Linked DNA regions of Homo sapiens: region 1 is linked to region 2. Evidence: read pairs that join two places in POLR2A ChIA-PET (ENCODE). Cell type or tissue: GM12878. All regions are shown on one strand. Links, peaks and the distances in the headings refer to the core of each region. The heading gives the core; the rest is flanking DNA.

Evidence for each region. ChIA-PET counts read pairs that join two places held together with the same protein. Peaks named below come from ENCODE experiments on the same cell type or tissue, not always from the same donor. Only the 100,000 strongest peaks of a DNase experiment are listed, where the experiment ranks them.
Region 1: POLR2A ChIA-PET joins it to region 2 with 6 read pairs; 3 of 35 experiments call an interaction of 5 or more read pairs at or near these places.

Annotation. Positions count from the first base shown.
Region 1 is chr10:74,252,810-74,258,190 of GRCh38, reverse strand. All of the region lies in intron 3 of ADK (adenosine kinase), which reads right to left. LOC124902456 (a long non-coding RNA gene) reads right to left here. Exons shown (of 2, transcript XR_007062198.1): 2 at 3,314-5,381. Among named protein-coding and RNA genes, the nearest start is that of ADK, 100 kb to the right of the region's middle. In GM12878, for the core only: no CTCF peak of the experiment used is centred there; a DNase peak (open chromatin) is centred at 2,785.
Region 2 is chr10:74,767,871-74,773,251 of GRCh38, reverse strand. No RefSeq gene overlaps it. Among named protein-coding and RNA genes, the nearest start is that of KAT6B, 56 kb to the left of the region's middle. In GM12878, for the core only: no CTCF peak of the experiment used is centred there; no DNase peak of the experiment used is centred there.

The sequences.
Region 1 (5,381 bases), core at 124-5,123, 510 kb after region 2:
ATTTTGTCTACTTACAACACTAAACTACACTAAAAAAATACTTAAATATTTCTCATAACTCCTTTAAAAAGGTATTCAAGCAAGAGGAAAAGCTCATAATTCTCACTATAAAAATAAATAAAAACTAATTTATTAAGAAGGAAGCAAGTGAGGAAAAAGAACATTTCTGAAACAAAACACAGAAGTAGTGTCTGCAGTTCTCTCAATACCCTTGTGGGTGGTAACTACAGCCCAGAAACTTTTACACATAAATTGCTAACTCCCCTGAGTTTAAAGCCATGGTAATTAGGCTCATTATCTTACATGTTAATGACACAGAGACAATAAGTTTGCAGTGAATAATTCATAAACTATCAGCTCTCACTGTAATGTTCATTGCTAATCGTTTATTTACAGTACAAGTTACACTGCATTTTTTTCTATAGTTTAAATTTATTGCCTAAACAGAAATCATTTCATGTCAAAATCTAATTTACTATCAATAAATAATAATTTCAAGCATATATTGGCTTGTATAGTTGTATAATTTTTACTCATTATTCATAGTTATGATAATCAATAAACCACCATAAGAATGTCATATAGAAAGACTAAAGTATCTATAGATTATGTATAGATGATTATTCTAAATTAAATTTCAAAAACAATATGCTCAATTGATATAAAATTATAAATTGCTTTATTAACTCATATTTTTCATTTAAGTATTAATATCACCACACTCACTTTAAAACATACATATAGATTATTATGAAACTTTGAATATCAAAGTACCATTTAGATTTCCTTATTATGCAAATACTGACTATAAAATACAGTTGACCCTTGAATGAAGTGGGTTTGAACTGCGCAAGTCCACCTACAGGCTGAAATTTTTCAACCAAATGTGGATTGAAAATACAGAATTCACAGGATACGAAACTTGCGCATACAGAGAGCCAACTTTTCCTTTATGTAGGTTTCACAGCACCCACTGTGGGACTTAACATATTTGTAGACTTGGGTCCTGGAACCACCCGCCCATGTATACTGAAGGATGACTGTAATATCATGTAAAATATAAAGTTCAGTAACCTATAAAATTGCAGTTGTCTTCAATTTTTACCCATTTTTGTAATGGATTTAATATCACACTTTTATTTAACAAATTAAAGATAAGTCAATTTTAGTCTCTTTCAAAATGACTCTTAGTTGCAGTAACTCATTTTGGTTTACACATATTATGAGAACTTTTATGTTACTATGTTACCTAAGTTATTGTGCTTTCAAAAATTTCTCTAAATCAGAGAGGTAAAAAATTTTCTATAAATGTCTGTACTTCTACAATGATTCCTTCAAAAATACTGTTTTGATATATGGTTGCATCAATAAAAACACGTTAGGTTCATGTACCATTTATCAGGTAAGAACTGCAAAATATCAGTGGCTTAAAACAATAAGGTCATTTTCTTGCTTACACTAGCTGTTCATCATAAGTCATTTGAGGACTCCACCCCACATCTTTTCATCTCAGTACCCAAGATGATGGAGCAATCACCATCTCACATTTTACCAGTTATCATGGTAAATGGAAAGAGTAGTCTGGACAGTCTTGCACTGGTAATTAAATGCTCTGGCCTGTAAAAACATTATTTTACTTCTGCTCACAACTAAGCATAATTATCTGAGAAAGTTTACCCTTCAAAAAGTTTAAATCTTTACAATTTCAAAAAAAAAATGTTTACCTCACTAAGAAGGCCATGAAGATAGGTTACATAATGTTCACTAAAGACGAAGAGCATTCCAGGTTCCTTTTTGTATTAAATGACTATCAAATCATAACAATCAGTTCTTGCCAAATCTGCTAAACATATAACCAGGATAATGTTAAGTACTCTTTCAAAACTGCAAATTTGACCACATCACTTGCTTAAAATCCTCTAATCTTCTCAGCATGGCGCTCCATGAAATGATCCCTGACTGCCTTTCTGTCAACTCTGAATACTCAATAAAATTTACAAAATGCTCCAAGGGAGACAAAACTAATAAATATGCTGCACGCAGGCTTTCCTGCCTTTTCACATGTCAGAATGCTTTCTCTGCCACCTCCACTTGAAAGCTTCCTCTTCCTTCAACTAAGCTTAAGCCTATCGCCACTGTGAAGCTTTTCTTGACTCTGATTACAACACCCAAAGGATTTTGTACTCCCTCAACACTGATTCCAGATCTGCACTGTGACTGTTCGTTGACTACCCAGTTATGAGCTTCTCAAAGGCAGACACTATTATTTACAAATATGAGTCCCTGGTATGAGACATTTAGTGGCTAACAAATGTCTAGAAAATGACTAAAGTTCCACAGTGCCAAAGAATGGTCTTAAAGAACAGCAGTATGTTTTAGAAATGAAGAATACCTGTTCTGACTGTCCATGGAGAGATAACTGCAAAAGTAAGTTTGCTTAACAAATTCCTTTTAGTATCTAAATGCTAGAGCTAATTTTGTTGGTGGCAATTCTAATAAATTAACTTAAAGTTATAGGACATTGAACTAATTTTTCTTTCATTCATTCCCCAGACTTTTATTTATTCAACTCAGATGTACCAAATGCCAGGATCTATGAGAAATTCTAAGAATGGCATTCATGTTAGTGGAGCTGTTGTCATCATTATACATATTGGACTGTCAAATTATGCCCCCAGTTAATTGACAAGATAGACTCCTTGTGGCTCAAAGGTAAAAGCAGAACCAAGAGGCAATGACAGGGTAAGGGAGCAATTATACCCTGTGTCCTTAAAAGTGTTGCAAAACCTGTTTTTCTGCCACCAAGTCAAAGAACAGTTCCTTTTGGTGATCATTTGGAAATTCCCCAAATGATCACCAAAAGACCACCTGGTGCCAACTGACCAACCACCTGGAAACAACCAACTAAGACACACTGGTGATTTGGGGATTAAAGGTCATCTAATCAAGACTTTATTCCTTACTTCCTTGACCCCACCTCCCCTGTCCTACAATTTTTGCCTTTATAATTTCTAACTCTCCAACCCCCAACTAGGACCTCATTTTCATTTTACACCACAGGCTGCATATCCCCAACCTACTATTGTTTTCTATAGAAAAATAAAGCTGTCCTTTTTTCCTCCATGGATCTCATGGTCTTTTGTTACATGACAAAAATAGGCTGTTTAATATTTTACTCATCTAAATTTTTAATATCTGATGTTCACTTTGACCATCAACATAACAAGAAAATACTGTACAGCATAATTTTATATTAACACAATTCACTGTAGTTATTAAAAAGTTTGAACAATGATTATCCACTAGCCATAAAACTCTCAACAGTTTAATAGCAAATAAACAAAGGAAGGTATCACACTTGGCAAATACAAAATGACTATTTGTCCATTGTGTCTGTGCAACTAAAACAGATTTAGGTTCCCCATTGGTACAAAAGGAAAAACACACAAAAAAAGAAGGAGATTCCTTTTAAACACAGAGCTCTTTGCTCCAAACTTGTAACAATTTTTTTTTCTTTTTACATTCACTACACAAACTCTGTGATTAGATAAGAAAAGTAACAAGGGCTATTCTTTTTTTTTTAACTGTCAACTTTTTGAAGTGTGTTATTGAATAATATTTTTCAGGTATACAATTTTAATATGAAACATTTTAATCAAAAGCAATCTGACATTAAAATACATAATTTTCTTTTTAGAAGAAAAAATGAGGAAATAAAAAAAAGAGGCATATCTAGATCCAGCAACCGAACCTGAAAGGTAAATATTAAAAATACTGCATTTGGTGTTTTTGGTGAGCTAATTCCTTTTTTACAATTTGTGGGACTCTATTTAAGGAAAGGAATACAAAATTAGGTGTGAAGTAAATATCTGGAATGAGAAAATAAATTACAACTAAACACTAACTTTAAAAGGCTAACAAATGCCAAAAACATGAATTTCAAAAAGAAGAGCATATCTTTATTAATTGCCTAATCTATCTCTATAATGCTCTTATTTTCTTACATTTCTGGCTGCATTTCTTGATTTCCTCTTCATATAACAATTTTGCAACATTAAGAGAATAGAAAGATAATTTTATCTTTTTACTACTGTGTTTGATCAATTTTTAGTACTGACAGTGTAGGCCAGGCACGGTGTCTCACACCTGTAATCCCAGCACTTTGGGAGGCTGAGGCGGGCGGATCACTTGAGGTCAGCAGTTCGTGACCAGCCCGGCCAACATGGTGAAACCCCATCTCTACTAAAAATACAAAAATTTGTTAGGCATGATGGTGCGTGCCTGTAGTCTCAGCTGCTCAGGAGGCTGAGGCAAAAGAATCACCTGAACCTGGGAGGCAGAGGTTGCAGTGAGCAGAGATCACACCCCTGCACTCCAGCCTGGGTGACAGAGGAGACTCCATCTTAAAAAAAAAAAAAAAAAAAGGCAGTGTAGAGAGTTTATATCAGCTTTATAACTTCTTTATAACTTATTACTGATAATGTCATATACATTCTTAGGAATATTATCAAATTTACGAAAACCACAATCAAGTTCCAAGATTTAGAAAAATTTTCCAGACTAGTTTCTCACTCTAAACACTTAAACGATGTTTCTCTTCCTCTACCTCTACCACAAAGAACATATTTATAATGCTCTAAGACCCTTGCCCCTACTGAGTTAGGAGGCAGGACTTGACTCTAGAGACAGGTTCAGACACCCAATTAAATTGAGGACTAGCTGAAAGATGATTAGGCAGAAGAAGCTTTCCATCAGACACACCCACCAGTGTGCCATGTCAACACTGCTATGAGAACACCCAGGAGTTACCACCACTTTCCATGGCAATGACCCAATGACCCAAAAGTTACTATCCCTTCCCTAGAAATTTCTGCATAAACCACTCCTTAATCTGCATGTTATTAAAAAAGGGTATTAATAACTGCCCTGAACTGCTACTCTCTGCCTACGGGGTAGCCCTGCTCTGCAGGAGCAGTCACCGAGCTATAACACCACCAGAGCTGTAACACTGCCTGTTCAATAAATCTATTTTCTTCTACCTCTGGCTTGCCCTTGAATTCTTTTCTGGGCAAAGCCAAGAACCCTCACGGGCTGAGCCCCACTTTGGGGCTCACCTGCCCTGCAAAACTACATCTATGTATCACAAGGCCAGGGAAGTAGACACAGTGGACAGTAATAACATTCCTGGAAGTAATGCCTACAAAATAACTGGACACATAAACAACTGCTAACCATATACTATCTCTAAATGTATCCTCTACTCAATTTTCCCTTAGCTCAGGCCACTCTAATGCCACCCAATATGAGGGTATGATACAGGGAAAGTCTAAGTGAAAAGGAATAGCAGTTTTAATGGATTAAATACCTAACTTTTGCAAATC
Region 2 (5,381 bases), core at 201-5,200:
GTGGGACCATCTGGTCATCAGAAATGCAAAAGACATCTCAAAAGATTCTACAATACCAATGTTAATTACAAGAGTCATTGGGGAAGTTCTAAATCTTATGATCTTTGGAACAATAAAAAATCATTTGGCCGAGTGCAGTGGATCACGCCTGTAATCCCAGCACTTTGCAAGGCTGAGGGACGTGGATCACTTGAGGTCAGGAGTTCGAGACCAGCTTGGCCAACATGGCAAAACCCTGTTTCTATTAAAAATATGAAAATTAGCCAGGTGTGGTGGTGGACCTGTAATCCCAGCTACTCAGGAGGCTGAGGCAGGAAAATCGCTTGAACTCAGGAGGCAGAGGTTGCAATGAGCTGAGATTGTGCCACTGCACTCCAGCCTGGGCAACAGAGCAAGACTCTGTCTCAAAAAAAACAAAATAAAATCATTTGGCCTGGCTCAATGTCTCACACCTGTAATGTCAGCACTTTGGGAAGCTGCGGGGGTGGGCAGATGGTTTATCTCAGGTGTTCAAGACCAGCTTGGGCAACATAGCAAGACCCCATCTCTACAAAAAGTACAAAGGTTAGCCAGGTGTGGTGGTATGTGTCTGTAGTCCCTCTTCTCAGAAGGCTGTGGTGGGAGAATTGCTTGAGCCTGGGGAGCTCAAGGCCGCAGTGAGCCATGATTAAGCCACTGCACTCCAGCCTGGGCAGCAGAGTGAGATCCTGACTAAAAAAAAAAAAACAAAAAATTGGCCAGGCTTGATGACTCACGCCTGTAATCCCAGCACTTTCGGAGGCTGAGGCAGGTGGATCACGAGGTCAGGAGTTCAATACCAGCCCGGCCAGCATAGTGAAACCCCATCTCTACTAAAAATACAAAAATTAGCCCAGTGTGGGGGCGGGTGCCTGTAGTCTCAGCTACTTGGGAGGCTGAGGCAGGAGAATCGCTTGAACCCAGGAGGCGGAGGTTGCAGTGAGCTGAGATCATGCCACTGCACTCCAGCCTGGGCGACACAGCAAGATTCTGTCTCAAAAAAAAAAATTATTTATACCTACATCTTAGCAGAATTCACGCCCCTCTCACCCTCCTAACCTGGTGGCCTTTCACTAGTTTTATGAAGGCAGCTTAGTTTTTGGGAAGGGTTATTAATTATCATTTAAACTAGAAACTAAATTTCAAGGCCTGGCAAGGTGGCTCATGCCTGTAATCCCAACACATTTGGTTGGCAGGCCGAGGCGGGTGGATCACATGAGGCTAGGAGTTTGAGACCAGCCTCGGCAACATGGTGAAATCCCATCTCTATAAAACAGACAAAAATTAACTGAATGTGATGATGGTTCATGCCTGTAATCCCAGTTACTCAGGAGGCTGAAGTGGGAAGACGGCTTGAGCCCCAGAGGCAGAGGCTGCAGTGAGCCATAATCAAACCACTGCAATCCAGCCTGGGCAACTGAGCCAGACCCAGTCTCAAAAAACAAAACAAAACAAAACAAAACAAAAAATGGCCAGGCATGGTGGCTCATGCCTGTAATCCAAAGCATGGGGCAGGTGGATCACTTCAGCCTTGAGAGGCTGGGGCAGGTGGATCACTTGAGCTCGGGTGTTCAAGACCAACCTGGCCAACAAAGTCAGGTCTCTACTGAAAATACAAAAATTAGCCAGGACTGGTGGCATGCACCTGTGGTCCCAGCTACTCAGCAGGCTGAGGTGGGAAGATCGCCTGGGCCTGGGGAGATCGAGGCCGCAGTGAGCCATTATCACACCACTGCATTTTAGCCTGAGTGACAGAGTGAGAACCCCCTTCACACACACACACAAAAAAACGAAAAAAAAAAAAAAAAAAAGGCTAGGTGCAGTGGCCTATGCTTGTAATCCCAGCGTTTTTTGATTGCTTGTGTCCAGGAGTTCAAGACCATCCTGGGCAACATCACTCCAAAAAAGAAAATTAGCTGGGTGTAGTGGAGCATGACTGTAGTTCCAGCTACTCAGGAAGCCGAGGCGAGAGGATCTCTTGAGCCTGCCAGTAGAGGCTTCAGTGAGCCATAATTGCACTAATGCACTCTGCCTAGGCAACAGAGAAAGACCCTGTCTCATTAAAATATATATATATATATATAGTTTTAAAAAATGACTGGACGCAGTGATTCATGCCTATAATCCCAACACTTTGGGATGATCGCTTGATCTCAGGAGTTCAGGACCAGCCTGGGTAAAACAGCGAGGCCCTGTCTTGAAACTGCCTTTGCAAAAGAATTATAACTGAGGAAGTTATGACAGTTGAAAGAGATCTGACCTAACCAACTCCACCTTGTTTCTAGCCTCACGGGTTGGCTATCTGCTCATTCCTGGGCATGGGCCAAACTCACTTTGGGAGAAATTTAGTTTATAGTTTAAATAATAGCCTTTCCCTAAAACTAAACTGTTCTTGTAAAACTAATGAAAGGCCACCAAGTAAGGATGAGAGGGACTTGAATTCTAAATAATACTAGCCATTATTCCAGAGATCATAAGATTTGCAACTTCTCCAATTACTCTTGAAGATAACATGGTAGAAGCTAGGATTGGCCTTTTAAAATGTCTCTTCAGGTTTTTGCATTTCTGACAGCCTGATGGTCCCACCTGGACCTGCCAATCAGTCCTGTGACCCCACCCAGGAACTGACTCAGCATAAGAGGACAGCTTTGACTCCCTGTGATTTCATCTCTGAGCCAACCAATCAGTGCTCCCAACTCACTGGTCCCCTACCCACCAAATTATTAAAAATTCTAATCCCTGAATTCTCAGGGACACTTATTTGAATAATAATAAAACTCCAATCTTTCATGTAGCTGGCTCTGCATGAATTAAACTCTTTCTCTATTGCAATTAACCTGTCTTGATAAATTGGCTCTGTCTAGGCAGTGGGCAAGGAGAACTCCATGGACAGTTATAGTCTCTACAAAAAAATTTTTTAAAATTAGCCAGGTATGGTGGCATGTGGCTATAGTCCCAGCTACTCAGGAGGCTAAGGCAGGAGGATAACTTGGGCCCAGGAGTTCTAGACTACAACAAGAGCTATGATGATGCTACTGTACTCTAGCCTAGGAAACAGAGCAAGACTCTGTCTCTAAAGAAGTTTTTTAAATTAAATTTAATTTAAAAAATTAAAAATTTTATTTAGGCTGGGCATGGTGGCTTACGCCTGTAATCCCAGCAATTTGGGAGGCTGAGGTGGGCGGATCATCTGAGGTCGGGAGTTCGAGACCAGCCTGACCAACATGGAGAAACCCCGTCTTTACTAAAAATACCAAAAAAAAAATTAGCCAGGTGTGGTGGTGCATGCCTGTAATCCCATCTACTTGGGAGGCTGAGGCAGGAGAATCGCTTGAACCCAGTAGGAGGAGGTTGCGGTGAGCCGAGATTGTGCCATTGCACTCCAGCCTGGGCAACAGGAGTGAAACTCTGTCTAAAAAAAAAAAATTATTTAAAGAAACTTGCTGTTTTACTTAAATGTAATCAAAAGGGAAATTTTTATTATTTATTTATTTATTTACTTTTTTTGAGATGGAATTTCACTCTTGTTGCCCAGGCTGGAGGGCAATGGCTCCATCTCAGCTCACTGCAACATCTGCCTCCCAGTTACAAGCAATTCTTCTGCTTCAGCCTCCCGAGTAGCTGGGATTACAGGCATGTGCCACTATGCCCGGCTAATCTTGTATTTTTAGTAGAGACAAGGTTTCCCCATGTTGGTCAAGCTGGTCTCCAACTCCCGACCTCAGGTGATCTGCCCACCTCAACCTCCCAAAATGCTGGGATTACAGGTGTGAGCCACCGTGCCCAGCCCAAAAGGGAAATTTTATATCAATATTATAAATAGAAAAACCACTGTCACTTGCCTTTATTGATTGAACTAAGCATATTAATATTCGAAATAAAAAATATTGTTTTGTGAATCCTTTAGTATGATCTTGGGAACCATCTTTTGGGAAACATTACTTCTCATTCAGCACTTTCTTCACCTAATACACTGGCCATTTGCTTGGCATACAAGAATTTCTGATTCTCCCTGTCCTTCCCCTTCTCAAGGGCTGAGATGCTGTGTCCTATGGAAAGTGAAATTCCTTCAGTTCTATTAAAGGAAACTAAATATGGCCTGAGAAGGACTCCATACTTCTATATGTAAGTCCTTGTGGATGAACTGCAACCTAATTTAATAGGTAGACAAGATTGAAAACCTAACTTAGGAGTATGCCCCTGTAACAATCGCTGAATCTTGTCCAGTCCCAGTGGCCATACTTTAACCAGTCATACACTGATGAGTGCTCAAACTGTGATCAAATGAGGCAAACGCTGAGCTGTAATCAATCCAGCTGTTTCTGCACCTCATTTCCAATTTCTGCCCGTCACTTTACTTTTTTTATCTATAAATTTGTTCTGACCATGAGGCACCCCTGGAGTCACTCTGAATCTGCTGTGATTCTGGGGGCTGCCCAATACACCAATCGTTCATTGCTCAGTTAAACTCCTTTAATTCTGCTGAAGTTTTTTTTCTTTTAACAGTCCTGGTTAATGTGAATTTATCTTGGGTCAGCTCAGAAGGCTCCAGCAGAGCCCCTGGGTGCCCAGGTGTGCCCTGGGCTGCTCTTGGGGTGGGGCCTGTGGTTGTTCTCATTCCATTGCATTGCGTGGCTGCCCACCCCAGGGTGAGTCCACCATAACCTACCTCTGAGCACAGGCATTCAATTTTTTTTTTTTTTTAAGATGGAGTCTCCCTCTGTCACCCAGTGCAATGGCTTGATCTTGGCTCACTGCAACCTCTGCCTCCCAGGTTCAAGCAATTCTCCCACTTCAGCCTCCCGAGTAGTTGGGATTACAAGTGTGCACCACCATGCATGGCTAATTTTTGTATTTTTTGGTAGAGATAGGGTTTCACCATGTTGGCCAGGCTGGTCTCAAACTCCTGACCTCTACTGATTTGCCCACCTCGGCCTCCCAAAGTGCTGGGATTACAGACGTGAGCCACTGCACCTGGCCAGCATTCAATTTTTATGATTTGTAAATTTCACTACTCAGAAAACCAGGATAATGACTCAGGTGAATACTCAGACCCTTCTGTAAAAGAAAAACACAATGAAACATTTTGTTATTATATACCATGCAATTGTTTCCAATTAGCCCAGGATTCATGCTGCATGTTATAGAACACAAAGTATCTCTAAACAGTCTAGAAAGACTTCTCGTACAGTATACTGCGTAATTATATTATTGCTGCTGATTTGTAATTTTCATTATAAACAAGTTTGCTGAGAGGTTCATAACTCCGCCTTAGCTTTCATAAAGCGTCTTTTTGGCAGGTACGAGTGGAATTGGATGCAAATCCACACTCTAAATTAAGTGAGAACTTGCTAAGTCACTTT